Regions from separate parts of the Homo sapiens genome. Here region 2 is linked to region 1. The links are chromatin contacts, found by Hi-C or POLR2A ChIA-PET in ENCODE. All regions are on one chromosome and are shown on one strand. The core of a region is the stretch at or near the end of the contact, and the rest is flanking DNA. Distances in the headings are between cores, read along the strand shown. Region 1 holds the start of LINC02937 (long intergenic non-protein coding RNA 2937). Region 2 holds the start of IPPK (inositol-pentakisphosphate 2-kinase).

Region 1 (6,420 bases), core at 1,470-3,969:
GGGGGTATAGCTCACACCTGTAATCCCAGCACTTTGAAAGCCTGAGGTGGGCGAATCACTTGAGCCCAGGAGTTTGAGACCAGCCTGGGCAACATGGCAAGACCTCATCTCTACTAAAAGTACAAAAAATTAGCTGGATGTGGTGGTGCATGCCTGTAGTCCCAGCTACTCGGGAGGCTGAGGTGGGAGGATCACCTGAGCCCGAAAACTCGAGGCTGCAGTGAGCAGTGACCATGCCACTGCACTCCAGCCTGGGTGACAGAGTGAGACCCTGTCTCAAAAAAGGAAAAAAGAAAGAAAGAAAAAAAAATTAATATATAGCTCTGATAATACAATCTCAGTAATAAACCATTTGATTTATTTCCAATGTTATTGCTGTTTCCTGGAACAATGAGTGTGGTTCGATTTTATTTTTATTTTTTAGTTGTGGACAAGGTCTCCATTGTCTAAGCCACTGTGAGAATTCAGGTAAATCATGGCCCATCCTGGGACAGTTCCTCCACATTCTTGCTACTCAAAGTGTGCTTCATGGACTAGTGGCTTCAGCCTCACCCAGGAACGTGTTAGAAACACAGAATCGTGTCACCGCCCCAGACCTCCTGATGCAGAATCTTCATTTTAGTAAGCGACCCACTGCCCCCGCGCCCCCTGATGATTTGGGTGCTCATTAAAGTTTGAGAAGCACTGTTGGAGCTTGCCCTGAAGTTGTAGTGCGCTCTTACGGATTTCAAACCAAAAAGCATTACCTCTGTGAAGCCAGTCTGGAGCCTGGCTAGACCTTCTCCACCACCTCGGGGGCTTCTTATGTTCCAGAGTCTAACACTCTGGCCAGATACCAGGGACCTTTCACCCTCAGAACCTGTGCTCACATGTGGCAGTGAGCAGTGCCTGCACCTCAAGGCACCGCATCTTCCCAGCTACAGTGGGCCTGGCTGCTCCAGCTGCGCCCAACATGTGTTAGTAGGGGAATTAAATACCCCTCTCACTCCCAGTTTTGTGTATTTAAAAAATCCTCGGAAGAGAGTGGTATATGAGGTTTGAGGCTTATCAGCAGCTGCAGCAGCACAGGCCACGTCGTAGCTGTGAGTCATAGACAAGCATGCACACTGTGGCTGCCTGAGGCCTCTGAGCTGCCTTCCTCAGTCCTTCCCTCTGCAGGGCTTGGGCGTGGCGAGGCGGCTTCTTCAGCAAGTGCTGCGGTCAGCGTAGCGGGATTCAGAGTGCAGCTTGTCTGAGTGTCCTCTGCTTCAAGTTCACCTCGGCTGTCATCCCCCAGCAGACCACACATGCCCAGGGGAATGACCCTTTCTTACCACTGCGTCTTCAGACTGGGGTTGCTTTCTCTCCATCTCACCTTCTCCTGTACCACCTGAGGTACTAAATCTTCCAGGAAACCTTCCTTGAATGTCTTCTGACATCCCAGTGAGGGGCTCCTGATATTCACTTCCATAGTGCTTTGGTCACCTACTGCAGCATAAAACCACTCCAAATTGAATTGCTTTGCTCACAATTGCACAGGCCAGGGATTTGGGCAGGGCTTGGCTAGGCGCTTTTCACAAGGTGGGTCTCCTTTGTGGATGCTGTTTGATGCTGTCCTCTGAAGCCTCCACTGGAGGCTGGAGCTGCCTGTCCAAGCTGGTGGCCTGACACTGCTGCGGGGAGGCACAGGTGGCACTTTGATGAAAGCACCTACACGTAGCCTGTCTCTGTGGCTGGGGCTCTCTCACGGCGTGGTGCCTGGGCTCTGAGAGAGGGGGTCCTGAGAGCAAGTGCTCCAGGAGACACAGCCGAAGCCACGGAGCTCGCTGTGGCCTGGTCTGGAACTTTCACACACCACAAATGCTGCATTTCTGTTGGGTCAAATGTGTCACATAAGTCTGCACAGACTCGGAAGGAGGAGACTTACAGCACCATGCTGTGGCAGGGACAGCAAAGACTGTGTGGCCACGCTTCCTCTATCATGCGTGGCCAGGGTCTTCCCCACCACGACTCCTCCCCTAGGCTGTGCCATCTCACAGGGCTGCCTCCAAGCACATGCCTTCCCCAGCACCACACTCAGTGCTGGCCCTGTGAACACATCTGTGGGACTGATGGAGTAGAAACCTGCTTCAGCAAAAGTCGGGGAGTGGCAAACCTGGGAATGTAGAGAAGCACTCTGTGTGCAACACGTATTTCTTACGTACGCAATGATGGCTGAAGTCCATGCGGAGTTTATCACTACTGGTCAGTTTCAGAGTGTAGGTCAGAACCCGTGAGCCTTCCTTGCCAGAACAGTTTGGAGTGTCACACGAGGACTTCAGCCTGGACACCAGAACCAGGTGGGCAGTGGGGCCCATCACGTGCCACTGTAGTGTGAAGGGACAGGGTCTGCCTGCTGGTCTGCCCAGGGAGAAGATACTCCTAGCTCTTCAGGCTCCTACTCAATCCCCTGACAGCACCCCTTAGCGAAAAGGCACCACCCTCGGCGTCAAGCGCATCTCTGAATGAGGGTCATGGTGAGCTTGTGTTAGGAAAATAGCTCTCTTGCCAATACGCAGGCAAAGTAAGCTTCTGCAATTCTCAAAGTCCCGAGTTTGCAGAATTTTATTTACAGCAAAATGTTGGTTTACCCACAAACATCCTGCTTGGCTAAATATATCTCCTGCTCCTAGAACAGGACCTGTGGTTTTCAAGCATGGGTTTTGGCCTCCCTTCAGCATGCTGGCATGCATGTGCCCTGCTCTTTCTCCTGTGATCATCGGCATGATAGGAGGCGAGTGAGGAACTCAGTGTCTTCTGACACAGGCATCTCACAACACCAGTGCAGCCGGACCGTTGTCTGGTAGGTCTCTGTGCACCCAGGAGGACCTGGGCCTGCGAGAAGTCTGGGGCCCACTGCTGGGTATGCTCGTTTCTTGAGCATCCGAGTCACCTTTACAGTCTGCGATGATTGACGAGGTCAAACAGGACTCACTTGCATTGCCGGGTCTCTGTGGCGACAGGGAGGACTTGGAGGTAGGTGTTCAGGTCAGAAGGGACAGTCCTGACTTCCTCCACCGCTGTCTGCAGAAGCAGAGGCTGAAGCCACAGGCTGCGGGGGTGGGGAGCATGCTCCAGGAAGTGGCTCTCGGTGCTCCTGTCCACAGCCTCTGCAAGGAGAGGCACAGGCCCAGGCAAAGAACACAGTATGGCAAGTGAGGAGAAGGGGAAAAAATCAAATTACACGCTGTTTCTCCTTTGATAGTAGGAAGGCAGGAGGGAAGGGAGCTATGTAGACACAGGAGACGCTCCCAGTTCTGCTGGAGCTTAGGCTGGCCCTGGAGCTAAGCTTTAGCAATCTCCAAGGGAAAAGGATTGTTTAACAGAAAAATGGGGCCGAGGAAATACTGGACTTCAAATGAGAAGAAACTTTTTCAGAATCTTCGTGGCCTTGGGGCTGGTTGTCCTTCCCAGAACCATACTTTGTGGCAGTGGGGAAGTCATCTCTGATCTGAATCCTCCCCGGCCAGGATGTCAAATGGTCATTTACAGAGAATTAGTAACTGACAGGGAGAGGAGAGAACACCCTTCTTTGCCTGTGAGTGATGGCTGAGTCACACGCAGTGTGCGGTGATGGGCAACCATTATTTTTTGTTTGCTGAAATAATTTCATGGTGCAGATTGGTAGGGAGAGTTCATTTTTGAGAAAAGTCAGTTTCCTGTATTTGAGCAAAGAAACCACAAATCATTCTTTAACATTAGTAAATTTCTGTAAAGCACGAGTTGTCCTAAGTGAGGTGCGAGTGACACGAATCTTTTCCTCAGGCACAGAACTGTCATTCCTGCACTCTTGCGAGCCAAGGGTTAAATATTCAGGAATGTTCTGCCACCTGTTCTCAGGCAGCAATTTGAGCCTGGGAGGCCGCCCAGACAAGGACATGACAGCCCCCTCATGCCCCTTGCAGTTCTGAATGCCTCTCATCAATCCCGGGGTCTTGGGGGAATGGCAGAAGGATCCCCATCACAGTGGGGTCTCCCTTTTCACTTATAAATGCGGCGGGGCTGTGCTGTGCCTTCCGAGTGAGGAAGGGCTCTCTTCAGCCCACTTCACAGAAGCCTCCCTGGCAATCCAAGACCCCTAGTCCAGCTGCAGATGGCAAAGGAGACCCAAAGCACAGGAAAAAAACGCTATGGATAACCCTCAACAGCACTGCAGTGGTCTGAGGCTACTTGAGGCTAAGGGTGCAGAAGACCAGCCCAGGCACAGGTGTCAGGGAAGGCCCTGTCCTCAAGCGTTGGGAAGGAGGTGCTCTTCCAATCAGCCTCTGTCCCCCAACTGAGGGAAAGAGTCCGGCCAGGGGCCACCTGGGACCACCCAAGCCCACTGCATCTTCTCCTCCTTTTCCATCTGGTGACAGCTGCATTTCCGTGGGTGGCCAGGAGGAGAGTTTTTGATTCCCTTGCTGCCATGAAGACATGTGTGAAGAAAAGAAGCTGAGCTCACTCTGAGCCAGGTGTTAGAGGGCTATGGAATGAGGGGCTTTGGTGCTGGTGCTGCCTGGGGATGTTGAGTGTGTGATGGCTCCTAGGATCTGAGCAGGGCCAGGAGGACGCACAGGAGGGCCGGGGCGCCACCAAAGGCAGGGAGAAGCCCACGTGGACGTCATCAGATCCCCTCTTTGTTATTTAACTGAGACTCTAGTCCAAGAAGGACACCGTGTTGCGGGCCTTGAGAGACCCCTGGCATTGGCGCTCCAGCCAGGCCCCTCTGTCCTGTTGCTGTGTCTGCACTGCCCTGGCTTCCGTATGTTTTTGCTGTATGGCCAGGACCTGTGGCTCCCGTGGCCTGCCCTTGAGCTGCCCTTGAGCTGCCCTTGGACTCATGGAGCTGTTTTGCTGGCAGGCGCAGAGGCAGGAAGGACCCAGGGGTTTTGATCCTCATCGCCGTCCTCCCGGCCTCATGCCTTTGGCCAAGAGGACCAGAGTGGGAGTAAGAAGCCCGGGCAGACGGGCAGACTTGAGGGTGTCATTAGGATCCGAGTTCCCCTAGGGGTTGGGCTCCACCCACCCTGCCCCGGAACTGGCCCGAAATTGTGCCCTGCCTGCTGCTCCCCTCTGGGCCCTGCTCTGACTCGCCCTCCCCAGTATCCCCTGGAGCCCCCTTCGTCACTCCCTGGGTGCTCATCTCACGGCGTGCTCCTGAGGAACCAACAGCCCCTGCCCAGACAGCAGGGAAGCCTCAGCAGAGCCCTGGGGGCAGTTTGGGTGGTGGGGGGGAAGGGGAGGAAGGATGGAAGCCCACAGAGGGGATGTGCAGTGCGGGGGCGGGGGCTGAGCTGGGTAGAGCCGAGGCGCCTCTGCTCAGGCGTCTTCTGAGTGGGGCTCCAGGGCCTGCATGTTCCCCCCCGGCCCGCCCCCTCCACCCCGTGCAGTAGTAGGAGGATTCCCCCGCAGTGCGGGGGCTCCTGCCCTGGACAGGTCCCCAGGCCTCTCGCCCCGACCAGCAGCTTGGGCTGGAGCTGGAGCCGGTCAGATATTTTTCTTTACTAGTGAACCTTGCCTAGCACTGCTAGGTTCTCCAGGCAGGACGACGGCCTTTGGGGGCTGGTGGACGGGATTGGATGCCTCCCTCTCTGCTGCAACCGCTTTGGGTCCGTCTTGATTGTTCCCCCCACCGTTTGCCACGTGCTCCCTGCGCTTCTGGCGCTGGGTTGGCCGCGGGGACCCCCGCACGGTCCGCGCACCCCTGGGGACCCCCGTGAACAGGCCAGGAGGTGGGAGCTATGTTAGTCACTGCGGGGTTACAAATCAGGATGTAAAGTGGGGGCCAGGGGCCAGGAAGGAGAACCAAGGGGCGCCGCGGGGTGGGGGTGGGGGTAGGCCTCGCGGGAGGGGCCGCGGAAGCGAGGCCAGCAGCACCCTGGAGAGGGGCGGGGAGGGTGCTTGGCCCATTCTGGGCGCTGCCAACGGGTGACAGACTCAGGGTCTAGCCGTGAGGGACGTGGGCTGGGGCAGCAATGGAGCAGGAGCCCGGCAGGGCGGGTGCGGGCCGGGCTTACGCAGGCCAGGCCGAGAGTACGCGCGTTTGGGTGGGGGTGGGAAGGCGGGGCGAGGCCCAGGACAGCGTCTGGTGTCAGAAACTGGCTGGGCGGGGACCATTCCAGAGGCCAGGAGAGCAGGAGGACGGACGCAGTGGGGAGGAGGGCCCTAAAATTGACTTTGGAGCGGGTTACCTGTGAGATGTATCAGGGAGGAATGTCCAGCAGACAATTGGCTACGGAAATCCGGAGCTCAGCGAAGAGAATGGGGCCGCGTGACCATGACATTTACCCAAATGATCCTCAGCAGGCCTCGCCAATTCCTGGGGACACCAGTCTCTCATAGAGGATCTTTCTGTCTTCTCAGAGTCACTTTTACAAATGTTGCCACAGGGTTATATTGCTTAGCTTCCTTCCTTCCTTC
Region 2 (6,420 bases), core at 2,263-4,762, 1.5 Mb before region 1:
GACCTTGTGATCCGCCCGCCTCATCCTCCCACAGTGCTGGGATTACAGGCGTGAGCCACCGTGCCCGGCCCTGGATAGCTTTTCAATATGGTTAGAAGACATTTTCATTTTACTTTTCTGTTCTCTTCTCCATCCTTCCTTCTTCCCTCCCTTCCTCTATCTTTCCTTTTTAACACAAAAGGAGAAAGCACTAACAGTGTTGGCAATCTATATGGGACCTAGATAGAAGAGCATAACACATCTAATTAAATTGCTCCCTCTCTTGGCTCAGACTGCCATGACAAAATACCATAGGCTGTATAGCTTAAACGACAGACATGTGTTTCTCATGGTTCTTTTCCAGCCTTCTTTTCTTCCAGCCTCCTCAGATGGGAACCCTCTCCTCTGCATTCCCACTGTTCGTCCCCATATTTGTTTCTTTTTTCTTTTTGAGACGGAGTCTTGCTGTCACCCAGGCTGGAGTGCAGTGGCAGGATCTCAGCTCACTGCAGCCCCACCTCCTGGATTGATGCAGTTCTCCAGCTTCAGCCTCCCAAGTAGCTGAGATTACAGGCACACGCCACCACATCCAACTAATTTTTGTATTTTTAGTAGAGACGGGGTTTCACCATGTTGGCCAGGCTGGTCTTGAACTTCTAGCCTCAGGTGATCCGGCCATCTCGGCCTCCCAAAGTGCTGGGATTACAGGCGGGAGCCACCGCGACCGGCCCCCTATACTTCTTTCAAAGCACCCGAGTTCAGGAGGGGAAATGGCATGGTCTGCCCAGGTGCTGTTGCCTGTGAATTTAAAAAGAATGATAAAACCAAATTTGGATTTAAAAAACCTTTTTTTCAGACAACATCTGGCTCTGTCACCCAGACTGGAGTGCAGTGGTGTGCTCTCAGCTCACTGCAACCTCCACTTCCTGGGCTCAAACAATCCTCCAACCTCAGTCTCCTGAGTAGCTGGAACTACAGGTGTGTACCACCATGCCCAGCTAATTTTTTTGTTATTTTTTGTAGAGATGGGTTTCACCATGTTGGCCAGGCTGGTCTTGAACTCCTGAACTCAAAGTGATCCACTCACCTGGGCCTCCCAAAGTGTTGTAATTACAGGCGTGAGCCACCATCCCCAGCATGAATCTGCTTTTTATCATCACCATATAATGGCAATTTTAAAGTATCAGGGATATAATACACCTCCATGGGGGAAAAAATCAAGATACAGAACATTTCTAGCACCTTAGAGGTTTCAAGGAAATATTTTAATGCTTAATATATTATTTAATCTCACCCCAACTCTCCTTTTTGCAGGGTGCTGAGGAACTCAACTGCAGTCATGTTTAAGCTTCCCTGGCCTTGTGGGGGCGTGGGAAGGACTGAATTTTGTGAGCCCTAAGGTCCTCTCTCTCTGTTGGGAGCTACTTACCTCCAGGAGTGGCTGTTTCTGCCCCCATTTCTCAACCATCCCTGTGGAGGGTCCTGAGCCACCTCCCACCCAGCTTCCCCACCACCCCCCCCCCACCGCCTCCTTTTTTCTCTTTCAGACGGAGTCTTGCTCTGTTGCCCAGGCTGGAATGCAGTGGCACGATCTGGGCTCACTGCAACCTCTACCTCCCGGGTTCAAGTAATTCTCCTGCCTCAGCCTCCCGAGTAGCTGGGATTGCAGGCGTGCACCACACACCCAGCTAATTTTTGTATTTTTAGTAGAGATGGGGTTTCACCATATTGGCCAGGCTGGTCTCAAACTCCTGACCTCATGATCCACCGCCTTGGCCTCCCAAAGTGCTGGGATTACAGGCGTGAGCCACCACACCCAGCCTCCCCCACTTTTTTTTTTTGAGACAGAATCTTGCTTTGTCACCCAGGCTAGAGTGCAGTGGCTTGATCACGGCTCACTGCAGCCTCAACCTCCCGGGCACAAGCGATCCTCCCGCCTCAGCCCCTCAGCCCTACAAGTAGCTGGGGCTACAGGCACAGATACCACACCCTGCTAATTTTTTGTAGAGACAGGGTTTCACCATGTTGCCAGGCTGGTTTGGAATTCCTAAGCTCAAGCGATCCGCCCACCTCGGCCTCCCAGAATGCTGGGATTACAGGCATGAGTCACCATGCCCTGCCCCAGCCTCCCTTTTGAGGCCTAAAATGGAGGAAAGAGATGCTCAAAGCCTTCAGCTCATTTTCCTGAGTCACTGGCCTGATTTCACTACAATTCCCAAGGCCTGGCAAGGTGCCCAGCCGTTCTCAAAGTTGGGTCTGCAGGTCCTCTCTTTGTGAACTACATAACTGCAGATGTTCTTCACAATGTGTATGTCAACCAATGCAATATATTGCAGCAGACCGAATGCCGAAGCACATGTGAGAACCTATTAGGTCAGATTTTAAAAAGATTTGCAAAAGTGTAAAACAATACCACTCCTTTATTTTGGTGGTGGGCGTGGAATGTAATGTTTACTTTTTTTTTTTTTTTTTTTTTTGAGATGGAGTCTCACTCTGTCGTCCACGCTGGAGTGCAATGGCGCGATCTTGGCTTACCGCAACCTCCGCCTCCTGGGTTCAAATGATTCTCTTGCCTCAGCCTCCGGAGTAGCTGGGATTACAGGCCTGCGCCACCATACCTGGCTCATTTTTGTATTTTTAGTAGAGACAGGGTTTCACCATGTTGGCCAGGCTGGTCTCAAACTCCTGACCTCAGGTGATACGCCCGCCTCAGCCTCCCAAAGTGCTGGGATTACAGGCGTGAGCTACCGCGCCCGGCTGTTTACTTTTAAACGAAACAACAAAAAACTTTAAAGCATTTTAACTTAGAATGTGGTAACATCGATAGCTGTAACCCACATTAGCAAAAGCTTGGGGCCCTCATTTTTATGAGTATAAAGTGGTCCTGAGACTACGAGTTTGGGAAATGCGGTAGCTCTACGAGGCGGTGCCATTCTTGCCGCCGCATCAGTGAATTTAGGAGAAGGAAGGTCGTTAGCCCTCTGCCTCACCGCCAAGCAGGAGCCTTGCGCTCCAACTGCGTCCCTCGAAGTCTTCAGGCAAAAGCGGGACTGGGGAGTCCAGTCCTGTGGCCCAGCCACATTTCCTCGCGTAGAACGTTGGACAATGTTTTCTACCTCACAGGACCATCCAAATGACTGCGTTAGGTATTCCCATGAAATGTACGATGAGTACACCCTATTCTACAGAAGCAAAAGCTGAGGCTCAGAGACGCCAAGAGGTTTGCTGGGGTCTCGCGACTAAGCGGTCCCAACACCCAGACACCCTGGCTACCCGGGGACTGCCGGTCACTACCGGGCGCCGAAAAGCCGCCGGCTCCTTCCGCCAGCTACACATCCGGCGCCGAGGCCGGAAGCTTCTCTTCCGGCTCCCAAGACCGCGTTCCGGAAATGAGTCGCTCTACCAGTACCTAAGATGGCCGCCGGCCCATCCACCGTCGCGATCGGTGTGAGGAAAGTGTCACGAACCCGGAATTGCCCGACTCCGTCATGGCAGGCGCCGGGGGCGTGGCTTCCGGCGGCCACAGCTTGCTAGTCGCCGCGGCGGGGTCGAGCGGGGGCGGCAGCTGACAGGCGCTCCTCCCCCGACCGCAGCGGCTGGTTCCCAGCGAGGCGGGCGGCCCCCAGCTCGCGTCCCCGAGTCCTAGCCCGCGAGGCGCCAGGGCTGCGCCTGGGCATGGAAGAGGGGAAGATGGACGAGAATGAATGGGGGTACCACGGAGAGGGCAATAAGAGCCTGGTGGTGGCCCACGCGCAGGTGAGCGGTGGACGTGCGGCGCAGGTCCGGTACCTCACTCCGACGGCCGGTATCACCCCGCCCCCATTATCCGTTTCCTCAACAGGGTCGGTTCCACGTCCCCCCAGTACCTTCCTCCTCCCCGGCCGGTCTCCGGAATTCCCCCACCCTCCAGCATCCCCCCCTACCGCTTGGGTTCCTCATCACCCCAGTATCCCCTCTCTACTGGGTCAGTCTCCCATTGCCCCAGATCCTTCTCCTGGCCGGTCTGTCGTCCCCTCAGTATTCCCGTTCCCCGTCAGAGTCAGTTCCACATCCCCCTCCCCGCCCCGTCGGTGCCGCGCTCAGCCTCACGCGGTGCCGCCTCCCGCCTGGATGCCCGCCGGACTGCCAGGCCGCAGTGGGGTGGAGGCTTGGTTGGGACGGAGGGCCCGGCCAGCACTGGAGGAAGAAGCAGAGTGCCCACAGTGCTGTTACTCTCAGCACCAAAAGAGTTCAGCCTCGTGAGACTACGGAATTGCTGTGCTGTTAATAGTAAGGGGATGTTGTCCACAGGTCCTCTTCTCAACCTTTTAGAATTTGAAGGCTTTCACCTGAATTCAACGAGGGTGAAAGTTTTAGAAACTGCAGTAAGATCTCGCAAAGGTGAATCCCAAGAGTGAAGCGTGTGGGTTTCTGTGAGGGCCCAGATCTCTCTGACCTTTTGCTGTCTGGTACAACCACGCAGGAATGTGGCCGGCTGGAACGGGGGAGGGGGGTGAGGGAGGCGAGGATAGGTGTCATGTAGGGAGGAGTTAGAGCATGGGTGTTAAAGGCACAGGAATCTCAGTGTCTACATTTGTGAAGTGGAACTAGTAGTAGAATTCACTTTGTGGGATTGTTGCAAAGACCAGTTACGCAGGAACCCATCAAGTTATGCTTAGCAAGTGATAATTGTCATCCCTTGGACAGATAAATAAAGTGAAAATCAGAGAGGTTAAGGGCATTGCCCGAGTCGAACAGCTTGTCAGGGATGATGTAGGCAGTGGAGTCCTGCCTTGCTTCTGTTGTTCCTATGCTGGGTGCATTGGTCAGCTGTAGTGTAAGCTGCAAACACCCAGGTAGCCCCTAGGTTGTGCCTTTGGATTTTGTTGCTCATTAGCACAGGGAACTAAAGAACAGAGACTACAAGCTTTGCTCAAGATCTTTAGGTGAATTAATAATGGACCAGGCTAACCTAAAGCTGTCCTTCTCTTGTGTAGTCCACTATTGGCAAAGTGAGGGATGTTTCTGCGTGAGTCCTTTTGTTGTTGGGTTACTGTGCTGATCCCCTGAATCCTTTCCCAAAACAAATACTAATCTTCCAATTCCTTGGTAAGATTAGATGTATCTCTGCATTTTAGGTAAACCTAAGACTTTTCTTTAGTGAGGGCTGATACATTAAATTTCAAAAGTAGTGGCAGATGAAGCAGCAAGTTTCAGGCTTGGAGCAAAAGGACACCCATGTTGAAAGAGCAGAGGCTTTGACGCAGTTGCCTCTGGCACTTGGATCTCTCTGCACGTTCCAGACAAGTATGTGTCCACCCCCTTCCCTGAGTAGGCATCTCCAGGGCAGCCTGGCCCTACCCTGTTGCACAGCTCTGATTGTAATGATTGTTTATTTTTATTTATTTATTTATTTAGAAACGGGGTCTCACTCTGTTGCCCAGGCTGGAGTGCAGTGGCGCGATCTCGGCTCACTGCAACCTCCGCCTCCCAGGTTCAAGCGATTTTCCTGCCTCAGCCTCCCGAGTAGCTGGGATCACAGGCATGCGCTACCGTGCCCAGCTAATTTTTGTATTTTTAGTAGAGATGAGGTTTCACCGTGTTGACCAGGCTGGTCTCCAACTCCTAACCTCAAGTGACACCCACCTCAGCCTCCCAAAGTGCTGGGATTACAGGCGTGAGCCACCACGCCAGGTTGATTGTTTATTTTTTCTTTCACCTTTTCAAATTTACCTACAGCCACCAGGCTGTTCTAGACCTATGCTATTCATTCTTTTTTTTTGAGACGGAGTCTTGCTCTGTCTCCCAGGCTGGACTGCAGTGGCGCAATCTTGGTTCACTGCAACCTCTGCCTCCTGGGTTCAAGCAATTCTCCTGCCTCAGCCTCCCAAGTAGCTGGAATTACAGGTGCCTGCCACCATGCCTGGCTAATTTTTTTGTATTTCACCACGTTAGCCAGACTGGTTTCAAACTCCTGACCTCAAATGACCCGCCCGCCTCAGCCTCCCAGAGTGCTGGGATTACAGGTGTGAGCCACTGTACTCAGCCTCATTTTTTATTTTAAATCTAAACTTGCTTTACTGTGCTCATTCCTGCTTGGTTGTTGTTTTTAGCTCATCATTTGAAATTGAAGATTATCACTGCACATAGTCTCATGAGAAAATGTTTCCCATCAAGTTAAGGTCAGATGGAGCCTGTGCCTGATGTGGTAACCTGAACCAAGCCTAGCCCACCAGCTCTGCCCTGTGGCCTGTTTGCTCAGGCTGTGGACCGAGGAGGAGAGAGAGCAATTCCCAGAAGGCAGCTTTTTAGGACCTGTTGAGTTCGAGCAGAGGGTGTGTGTCAGTGGGATAAGAGATGGGTGAGGTAGAATAGGAGGAGTCCGTGGTCTTGTGGATGCTGAGCATGCGCCCAGCCTCCTTCCAGCCGGGTGTGGGAGCAGGTGGACCCTGCTACTGTACT

The links. A loop is a pair of places that touch in the nucleus more often than their neighbours do. ChIA-PET counts read pairs that join two places held with the same protein, here RNA polymerase II (POLR2A).
Region 2: a map with no recorded cell type shows a loop between it and region 1 (12-fold over the local background). The contact joins the promoter of IPPK here to the promoter of LINC02937 in region 1. A Hi-C loop is called at or near these places in 1 of 37 single-sample maps with no recorded cell type. POLR2A ChIA-PET finds 5 or more read pairs at or near these places in 1 of 52 experiments (OCI-LY7).

Annotation. Positions count from the first base shown.
Region 1 is chr9:91,159,579-91,165,998 of GRCh38, reverse strand. It overlaps LINC02937 (long intergenic non-protein coding RNA 2937), which reads left to right and starts at 2,719. Exons shown (of 6, transcript NR_184105.1): 1 at 2,719-2,994. The region is part of intron 2 of LINC00484 (long intergenic non-protein coding RNA 484); the gene reads right to left. RefSeq lists enhancers at 1,018-1,312, 2,710-2,759.
Region 2 is chr9:92,667,223-92,673,642 of GRCh38, reverse strand. It overlaps IPPK (inositol-pentakisphosphate 2-kinase), which reads left to right and starts at 3,512. Exons shown (of 13, transcript NM_022755.6): 1 at 3,512-3,735. The coding sequence starts at 3,655. LOC107987095 (a long non-coding RNA gene) reads right to left here and starts at 3,281. Exons shown (of 2, transcript XR_001746837.2): 1 at 2,970-3,281; 2 at 1-777. RefSeq lists enhancers at 1,515-1,684, 1,942-2,236, 2,991-3,040, 3,051-3,500, 4,241-4,410 and a silencer at 3,541-3,720.